Regions from separate parts of the Homo sapiens genome. Here region 1 is linked to region 2. The links are chromatin contacts, found by Hi-C or POLR2A ChIA-PET in ENCODE. All regions are on one chromosome and are shown on one strand. The core of a region is the stretch at or near the end of the contact, and the rest is flanking DNA. Distances in the headings are between cores, read along the strand shown. Region 1 holds the start of CREB1 (cAMP responsive element binding protein 1). Region 2 holds the start of SUMO1 (small ubiquitin like modifier 1).

Region 1 (3,959 bases), core at 1,303-3,802, 5.3 Mb before region 2:
TTTAGTAGAGACGGGGTTTCACCATGTTAGCCAGGATGGTCTCGATCTCTTGACCTCGTGAGCCGCCTGCCTCGGCTTCCCAAAGTGCTGGGATTACAGATGTGAGCCACCGCACTCGGCCATCAGTGAACAATTTTTTAAAAATCTCACAAATGAAGAGTCATATATTCTTTCTTTTTTTTTTTTTTCTTTGAGACGGAGTCTTGCTGTGTCGCCCAGGCTGAAGTGCATGGCACGATCTCAATTCACTGCAACCCCAGCCCCCCGAGTAGCTGGGATTACAGGCGCGTGCCACCACACCCGGCTAATTTTTGTATTTTTAGTAGAGATGGGGTTTCATCATGTTGGCCAGGCTGGTCTTGCACTCCTGACCTCAAGTGATCCGCCCGCCTCGACCCCCCAAGTGCTGGGATTACAGGCCTCAGCCACCGCGCCCGACTTATATTCTTAACAAGAAAAAAAATTCTACTCTACTGATAGTGGCTTGCGGAACAACATAAAGGAAAAATGGTAAGCTACCATTATCAATACTATAATTTTTTCAGTGCTCGGAAATAAAATCATTTCCCCAATCTTTATAGAAAACCTGCCTTTATTGCCTCTTCTTAATTTTCTTGGAAATGACAAATTGCCAATGTGGTCTTTTAAAGAGAAGCAATACAGCAAAGCACGTTTTGGAAAAGTGACTAGAATACAGAAAAATAAGACAGTGCTTCTGCTGCCAATCAATATTTGTTCTTAACCAGAAGGTTTGTACGTATCAATCACAATGCAATCATACAGTGACAGACAAGTATTTTTAAAACAAACTTGTTCGTCTTTTGCACCACCTAAAATAACTGTTCGGGGCTTTACTTTTAAATCACGAAATGAGCCATAAATGTAAAAGATTTCAATAGGCAGCAATCAAAAGTATCTTCTACTAAACCTTCAGAAGTTAGACGCCAGCTGAGGTTAGAATTATAACTTGAGATGGTATTACAAACTTAAATAGGTCATACCGCACGTCCTTCAAAAACTGTCTTTTAATTTTTAATGTGTCAATGACTTTTCTGCTGTCCTCTTTTCCCAACAGGCGAAGAAAAAATACAGCTTGTGGCTTAAATTGTCAATCTCAAGACGGGGGTTACCTACTGCATGAGACAAATAATGGATACTTTAATGTCTATTTTTAGTAGTAGTATTAAATCAATCTCTCATTAAAGTTCACACAGAAATTCGTGGGAAATATGGTAGGGGGAGTGGGACGGAGGGTGAGGGGAGATCCAGATGACCCAAACGCGGTTGGCAAGGTTGCACCCCGCGAAATGATGTAAAACAAGAGTACATCGGCTGATACTCGTTCCAACGAAGTGTTTCAGAATGATAGATCTCAAGTGATGATTACCTTATTAAAAAGGGTTAAAACCGAAACTGTTTTCAAACACCAGCTTCCCTTTTATAAGATCCCAACAGTTTAAAAAGTTATTATAAATGTTTTTCTTAGCACCCTTTCTCCCAAAAAGCATGCATTTCCATGACTGACTTTAAAAAAAAAAAAAAAGCAAAGGGGTGAGGGAGTCAAAAATTCCCCCCAAAAGCACAAGCTCTCATCTCTCAACTAAGCAACACAGGGCAGAAAGCAGCATTTCCTCAACGGTGTAGGAGCGGGGGGGAAAGGGCACGAATAAAATACAGCACGAGAGGAAACCTTGGGTTTCGAACTTTATTGCACAAAGAGTGGAGAGAAGAGTAGGTCAGACGTTGCAGCTCTTCCCCTTGCGAAGCGGGCATGGCAGGCACCGAAGCCACCGGGAAGGCAGCAGGCACCTTCACCTCCTCTGCCCTCAACTGTCGCCTTCTTCCTCCTCCATCCCCCACCGGCACCTAGGCGGCGGCTGCCCCGGAGGCCCGGCCGGGTCGGGCCGGGGGCGAGGCGGGCGGCGGGGGCCGGACGAGCGAGCGGCGCGGGGGGCAGCGCCGGGCCGAGCGGGCGGCCTCCCCCGGGGCGGCTCCGGGTTCCCGGCTCCGCGCCCGGCCCGGCGGCGGCGGCGGGAACGCGGGCGCCAGCTCGCCGCGGCCGGCCGCCCGCACACACCCCCGGCCGCCGGCTCCCACCCCGCCCGCCGCCCGCCGCCCGCCGCCCCCCGCCATGAGCGCCGCCGCTGGCTGCAGGCAGAGTCGCTGCCGCCCCGGCCGCCGCTGGCTCCAGTCCGCCGCCATTATTCTTTGTTCGCTGCGAGCGGCGGCGATGTTGTGGGGCTCGGGCGGAGGCTCCATCTTTACCGCGGCCCCTCCTGCGAGGGGAAGGCCCCAAGCGCGGGTGTCCGGCGCCTCCCCGTCCCCCCTCCGTCCCCCCGGCTCTCTCTGGCTCCTGCCTCCTCCTCCTGCTCCTCTTACCGGTGGTACAAGCTCCTCCGTCACTGCTTTCGTTCACGGCCCGGATCTCGCTGGAGTTTTATTCTCTCCCCCACGTAACACACCGCGTCAAACTACACCTCCGCCGCGTCACTCACCAACACTCCGCTTCTCCCAGCCGCCCGGGCCACAGGCAGCAGCAGCCGCCGCCGACTGAGGAGCCGCAGCCAGGGAGCCAGCCAGCGCCGCCCAGTGCCGAGTGCGCAGCGGCCGCGCACGGAAACAGCCGAGCTAGGCCCGGAGCAGCTCGAGCGGCCCCGCCCCCGCGCTGGGGACGGAACTTGCCGAAGACCTTCGGGTTTCTTCGGGCGACGAGAAGGGGTTCCGCGGGGAGAGGGAAGGCGAAGGCGGGCTGAGCCCGGCGCCGGGAGGAGTGGTCTAAACTCCACCGCGGCTTTCGCATCGGTAAAGCCGGCAGCGGAAATTTGAAGGAGGAAGCGGGGTTTGTGTGTGGCCCAGTGGGGGAATTCCCGAGGGGTGTCGGCGACTTGGTGGAAACCCCCGCTCAGGCCTGCCCCTGCGGCGGTGAGCGGCGGGCTAGAAGGCGGCTGCGGCTGCCCTGGCTCTGCTCTTGACCGCCGCCAGCCCCGGGAACTTTCCGACGCCGCCGGGAGACGGGGGACGGGCAGCCCGGGCTGGGACGCGGCCGGACCGCTGGAGCCGTGCGGGCTGGGGAAGAAGGTCTGCTGCGCCTCTGCCAACGTCCCGGGGCCTGGGACCCGGGGGCGTCGTGGGACCCCCGTGGGGACGGGTTTTCCTTTCCGAGACTCCGCGGAGAAACCTGGCGGCCGCCAGCGGAGCATGCTTTTCCGGGGGGCGCTGGCCCCGATACTGTGGCACCTTGCGGGGCTCTGCCCGGACCATGGCTGACGTCGACGGCCCTCGGAGGCCTCCAAGCCACACAACCTGCCCGGACCCCTGGAAATATGCCCCATCCTACCTCCCCGCCTTTCTCCAGACAACATCCTGTGTCGCTTTCTTTCCTCAGCCTGTTTTCTACAGCAGGGATTCGCACCCACTGCACCCTAAACCCAGCAGGGGGACTTCCGTGGCTGGAAACTACTGAATTGTTCTTTCAGAGGTCTCTCAGGACGGCACCACTAGGTCCCCATTCTCCTTGATAGTGAACTCTGCAGCCCTCTCCTTGGGGTTTCAAGTCTTTTTTTTTTTTTTTTTTTTTTTAATGAGACGGAGTCTAGCCCTTGTCGCCCAGGCTGGAGTGCAGTGGCACGATCTCGGCTCACTGCAACCTCCGCCTCCCGGTTTCGAGCGATTCTCCTGCCTCAGCCTCCCTAGTAGCTGGGATTACAGGCACCTGCCACCACACCTGGCTAATTTTTGTGTTGTTAGTAGAGACGGGGTTTCACCATGTTGGCCAGGCTGGTATGGAACTCCTGACCTCAGGTAATCCACCCGCCTCGGCCTCCTAAAGTGGTGGGGTTACACGTATGAGCCACCGCGCCCGGCCTCAAGTCTTAATCATTCTTTTTCTGTCCTTTAAAGGAGACGTGTCTTTAGGAAGCAGAGAGGGTTCGATTCTGGACTCCGCCCATGACTCACTT
Region 2 (4,241 bases), core at 1,162-3,661:
GATCCTTCTGCCTCAGCCTCCCAAGTAGCTAGGACTATAGGCCAGTGCCACCATGCCTAGCCTAAAGCATTTTATATTCCTACTAACAGGGTATAAGGGTTCTAATTTCTCCATAGCCTTGTCAACACTTGTTATTTTCTGTCTTTTTGAACATAGCCCTTCTAGTGGGTATAAAGTGGTATCTCCTTGTTTTTTTTTTTTTTTTTTTTTTGAGACTGAGTCTCGCTCTGTCACCCAGTAACAAGCTGGAGTGCAATGGTGTGATCTCAGCTCACTGCAGCCTCCTCCGCTTCCCAGGTTCAAGCGATTCTCCTGCCTCAGTCTCCCGAGTAACTGGGATTACAGGCCTGAGCCACCAAGCCTGGCTAGCTTTTGCATTTTTAGTAGAGATGGGGTTTCACCATATTGGCCAGCCTGGTCTCCAACTCCTGATCTCAAGTGATCTGCCCGTCTTGGCCTCCCAAAGTGCTGGGATTACAGGTGTGAAGCACCACGCCTGATTGTTTTTTTTTTTTGAGACAAGGTCTTACTCTGTTGCCCAGGCTGGAGTGGAGTGGGATGATCTTGGCACACTGCAACATGTTGCCCAGGCTGGTCTTGAACTCCTGGGCTCAAGAGATCTGCCCACCTGGGCCTCCCAAAGTGCTGGGATTACAGGTGTGAGCCACGGTGCCCGGCCTCCTTGTGTGTGTGTTTTTTGGTTTTTTTTTTTGAGATGGTGACCAAAAAAACACAACAACAAACAACAAACAAAAAACAAAACGAAGTCATTCTTTTGCATGTGAATGTCCAGCAGTGGTAGTACCAACTGTTGAAAAGACTGTTCTTTCACCATTGATTTGTCTTGGTGTTTTTGTTGATGTAAATGTGAGGGTTATTGATTTATTTCAGGATTCTCAATTCTATTTGTTTATATTCTTATCCTCCATGAGTATGCCCGTAGGGCCACTGTGTATGCCAGTAGGGCCATTGTGTTTTACAGAAGAAATCTAAGAAGAATCATTCTTTTTTTTTTTTCCATTAAAAGTCATGTTTACTAATCTAGCACCACAATTCGTCTTAGAACCTCCCATGCAGTTGGAAAGGGAATATGGGAAGAGGTGAGTATGTTGGAAATGTAGGGTAGTTCTCAAATTGAGGCCCCATTTTGCTTGCTCTAAAGCCAAAAACACAGGGTCTAGCAAAGAGGAGCCCAGAGGCTGGAGATGAAAACAAAAGCTTTTGGTTCAGATGGTAAAGGAGGCCCTCAAGAGCAGTAGAATCAGTATATCCCGAAGGCAGTGCTGGAGGCATTCTCATGAAGTAGGGGGTTTCTTCTTGGCATCCAAGTCCTTTTTAATTTCTTCAAGTTTTTTAGCCAGGTTTGGTATGTCATAGTTCTGAGCCAGATACATTCCAACCACGTTGCCCAATGTAAATCCAAGCAGGAATTGGAGCATGATGTTGGTGGGGAGGGCGAGGAGGGCGCAAAGGGCTGCTGCAGCTCTGCAGGCCGGTCAGAGCCTGCTTCCCCATGCGAGGGGAGCGGAATCGCCCCCCCCGCCACCTTTTTTTTTTTGAGAGGGAGTTTCACTCTTGTCGCCCAGGCTGCAGTGCAATGGCGCGGATCTCGGCTCACTGCAACCTCCGCCTCCCGGGTTCAAGCGATTCTCCAGCCTCAGCCTCCCTAGTAGCTGGGATTATAGGCGCCAGCCACCACGCCCGGCTAATTTTTGTTATTTTTAGTAGAGACGTGGTTTCACCGTGTTGGCCAGGCTGGTCTCGAACTCCTGATCTCAGGTGATCCGCCCGCCTCGGCCTCCCAAAGTGCTGGGATTATAGGCGTGAGCCACAGCGCCCTGCCAAGAAGAATCATTCTTTAACCTTAACTCAAAGCAACCAATTCAAGGGTTGGAATTACTCACTCCCCATTTAGAACTTTCAGCAGCGGTCTTTAGCATCAGTAGCCGTCAAGATTGTGTTGGGTCGTTGCTTTCTTGTTGTTTTAAATCACGGTCATGTGTTTGGCAAGGGTGCTGGTTAACCGAAAATGTTGGTTCTAGAGCTAGAAGTACTGGCATTCAAATAAACATATTTGGGGGTTGGGGGTTGATGAGCAAGGCTGGGAGGAGACAAAAGAAGTATCTCGGCTCAGTCGTCAGAGACGCGCAAGGTGTAACGGAGAGAGCAATCTAGGTTGTGAGAGTGGCTCCAAACATTGAGACATGGAGCCAGGACCTTTGCTCCTGGGGGATGGCCCTAGTACTGATGCGCAGGACCTGGTCCTTGAAGGAGCTGACAAAACTGCCGTTCACCCGCGCGACCACCGGCAAAGCAGCTCCACAGCCTGCCCCTCCCCTTGGCTGCTCCCCCACCCATTTCCCGCCTTGTCTTTCCTCTCTTCTCTCTCTCCCTCCTCCCTGCGCGAAGCGGAAGTGACGCGAGGCGTAGCGGAAGTTACTGCAGCCGCGGTGTTGTGCTGTGGGGAAGGGAGAAGGATTTGTAAACCCCGGAGCGAGGTTCTGCTTACCCGAGGCCGCTGCTGTGCGGAGACCCCCGGGTGAAGCCACCGTCATCATGTCTGACCAGGTACCGGGCTGGGAGCCATCCAACGGCGGTGGCCAGGGCCTTCCCTGCAGGTCTGCCTGCCGCTAGGCTGGGGTCGGGGATGGAGGCGCGGGGGAGGGGAGCGCGGAATGGGGGAGGGGGCGGCCGGTGGGGACTAGGCAGGCGAGGGAGAGGAGCCGACTACGGCCGGAGGTGCCGGGGCCTGCTGCGGGGCTCCCGGAGCCGCCCGCCCCTCTCCGGGCTCGCTCATCACCCCCGTACCCCACCGCCTTTGGTGGCGGCCTCCCTCATGTCGTCCCACTTCTTTCTCCCGGGTCGACTAGGTGCAGAGCCCCGCTTCCACCTCCCTGGGAGGGTCTCTGGAGAACCCGTCCGTCTCCTTCCAGAGGACTAATCGCAGAAGCAGGGCCCTAGGCCTTAGTTATGTAACGGGAGAGAATCCCTGACTGGGAGGCTCCGTGGCCCTGAGAAGCGGCTGGACTCTCCACTTTTTGCTTCTTCGTCGGGAGGGCGTGGGGCGGCGAGGGAGGGAGACGTCCGATGTTGTTGGGAATCCTGCCTCCGTTCGGATTGGAGCTAGGGCAAGGATGCCGCTGCTCTCCTCTGAGTCTTTTTCCGTGTGGGGGTGCAGAGCTGTCGCCTCTTTACTGTACTTTCCCGTTTCTTACTCGGGATTGGTTCATCCTAGCTCTCCAGTTGTAAGAGAGCATTCATAATAACCAAGAAAGAAAATAGAACTAAACTGCTAGAGCAACAAAAAGCATCTCACCTGGGCATTAACCTGAGGAAGTCTCATATTTTTGAGGAAAAGCATAGGAAAACTTTGTGTATGTAGAGTCGTTGCAGAATATTTGCAGAAAGTTGCCTGGTAAGGCAAAGTGCTCCAGCTCACTGTTAGTATCAATAATTTACTTGGGATTTGCACTTAATCAGGAGTGATCGATTTCCCCTTTTCTTCCTCATCCTGTTCTAATTAAACAACTTTATGGCTAGTTTTTAATTCATAAAGTTTTTGTCTGGTCTTTTGTTTGCTCAGACGACTTTGACTTTTTTTTTTTTTTGAGACGGAGTCTCGCTGTGTCGCCAGGCTGGAGTGCAGTGGTGCGATCTCCACTCACTGCACCCTCCCGCCTCCTGGGTTCAAGCAATTTTCGGGCCTCAGCCTCCCGAGTAGCTGGGATTACAGGCACTCACCACCAGGCACTCACCACCACACCTAGCTAATTTTTGTATTTTTAGTAGAGACGGGGTTTCACCATATTGGCCAGGCTGGTCTCGATCTCCTTACCTCGTGATCCGCCCACCTCGGCCTCCCAAAGTGCTGGGATTACGGGCGTGAGCCACCGCGCCCAGCCGACTTTGACTTTTTACATTATTTTTGGACTTTTACTCATTTAATGGTAGTTATTCAGAAAACTATTTTTCATTCAACTCCACGATGTACTTGAACTTTTAAATTTAACACACCTATTCCCTTGGCTTTTAACCCAGTTTTGTACCATTTCGTGAGAGCAAGTGAGGTTTTTGCAGATTGGTACTATTGTACAAAATGTACACTTAACATTTTAAAGCTTAACCATAATCTAGATGAATTTTGGATGGATCTACTTACTAATAATCTAGATTAATTCCCAAGTGGGCATTGTGTTTCCCTAGGTAGTTGTTTACTTGGTTACTAGGAAGAAAAGTATAGG

What was found. A loop is a pair of places that touch in the nucleus more often than their neighbours do. ChIA-PET counts read pairs that join two places held with the same protein, here RNA polymerase II (POLR2A). Pooled maps may share reads with other maps.
Region 1: a loop to region 2 is called in a pooled map, with 14 times the contacts of the local background. The contact joins the promoter of CREB1 here to the promoter of SUMO1 in region 2. A Hi-C loop is called at or near these places in 4 of 50 pooled maps. POLR2A ChIA-PET finds 5 or more read pairs at or near these places in 2 of 52 experiments (activated CD4-positive, alpha-beta memory T cell and activated CD8-positive, alpha-beta memory T cell).

The regions. Positions count from the first base shown.
Region 1 is chr2:207,528,555-207,532,513 of GRCh38, reverse strand. CREB1 (cAMP responsive element binding protein 1) reads right to left here and starts at 2,552. Exons shown (of 8, transcript NM_004379.5): 1 at 2,380-2,552. It overlaps LOC124907970 (a long non-coding RNA gene), which reads left to right and starts at 2,917. Exons shown (of 3, transcript XR_007088060.1): 1 at 2,917-3,078; 2 at 3,901-3,959. RefSeq lists enhancers at 1-333, 334-835, 2,424-2,523, 2,784-2,983 and silencers at 1,244-1,413, 2,124-2,173, 2,204-2,333, 3,004-3,183.
Region 2 is chr2:202,236,767-202,241,007 of GRCh38, reverse strand. SUMO1 (small ubiquitin like modifier 1) reads left to right here and starts at 2,411. Exons shown (of 5, transcript NM_003352.8): 1 at 2,411-2,568. The coding sequence starts at 2,557. It also overlaps the pseudogene STMP1P1. RefSeq lists a silencer at 2,757-2,946.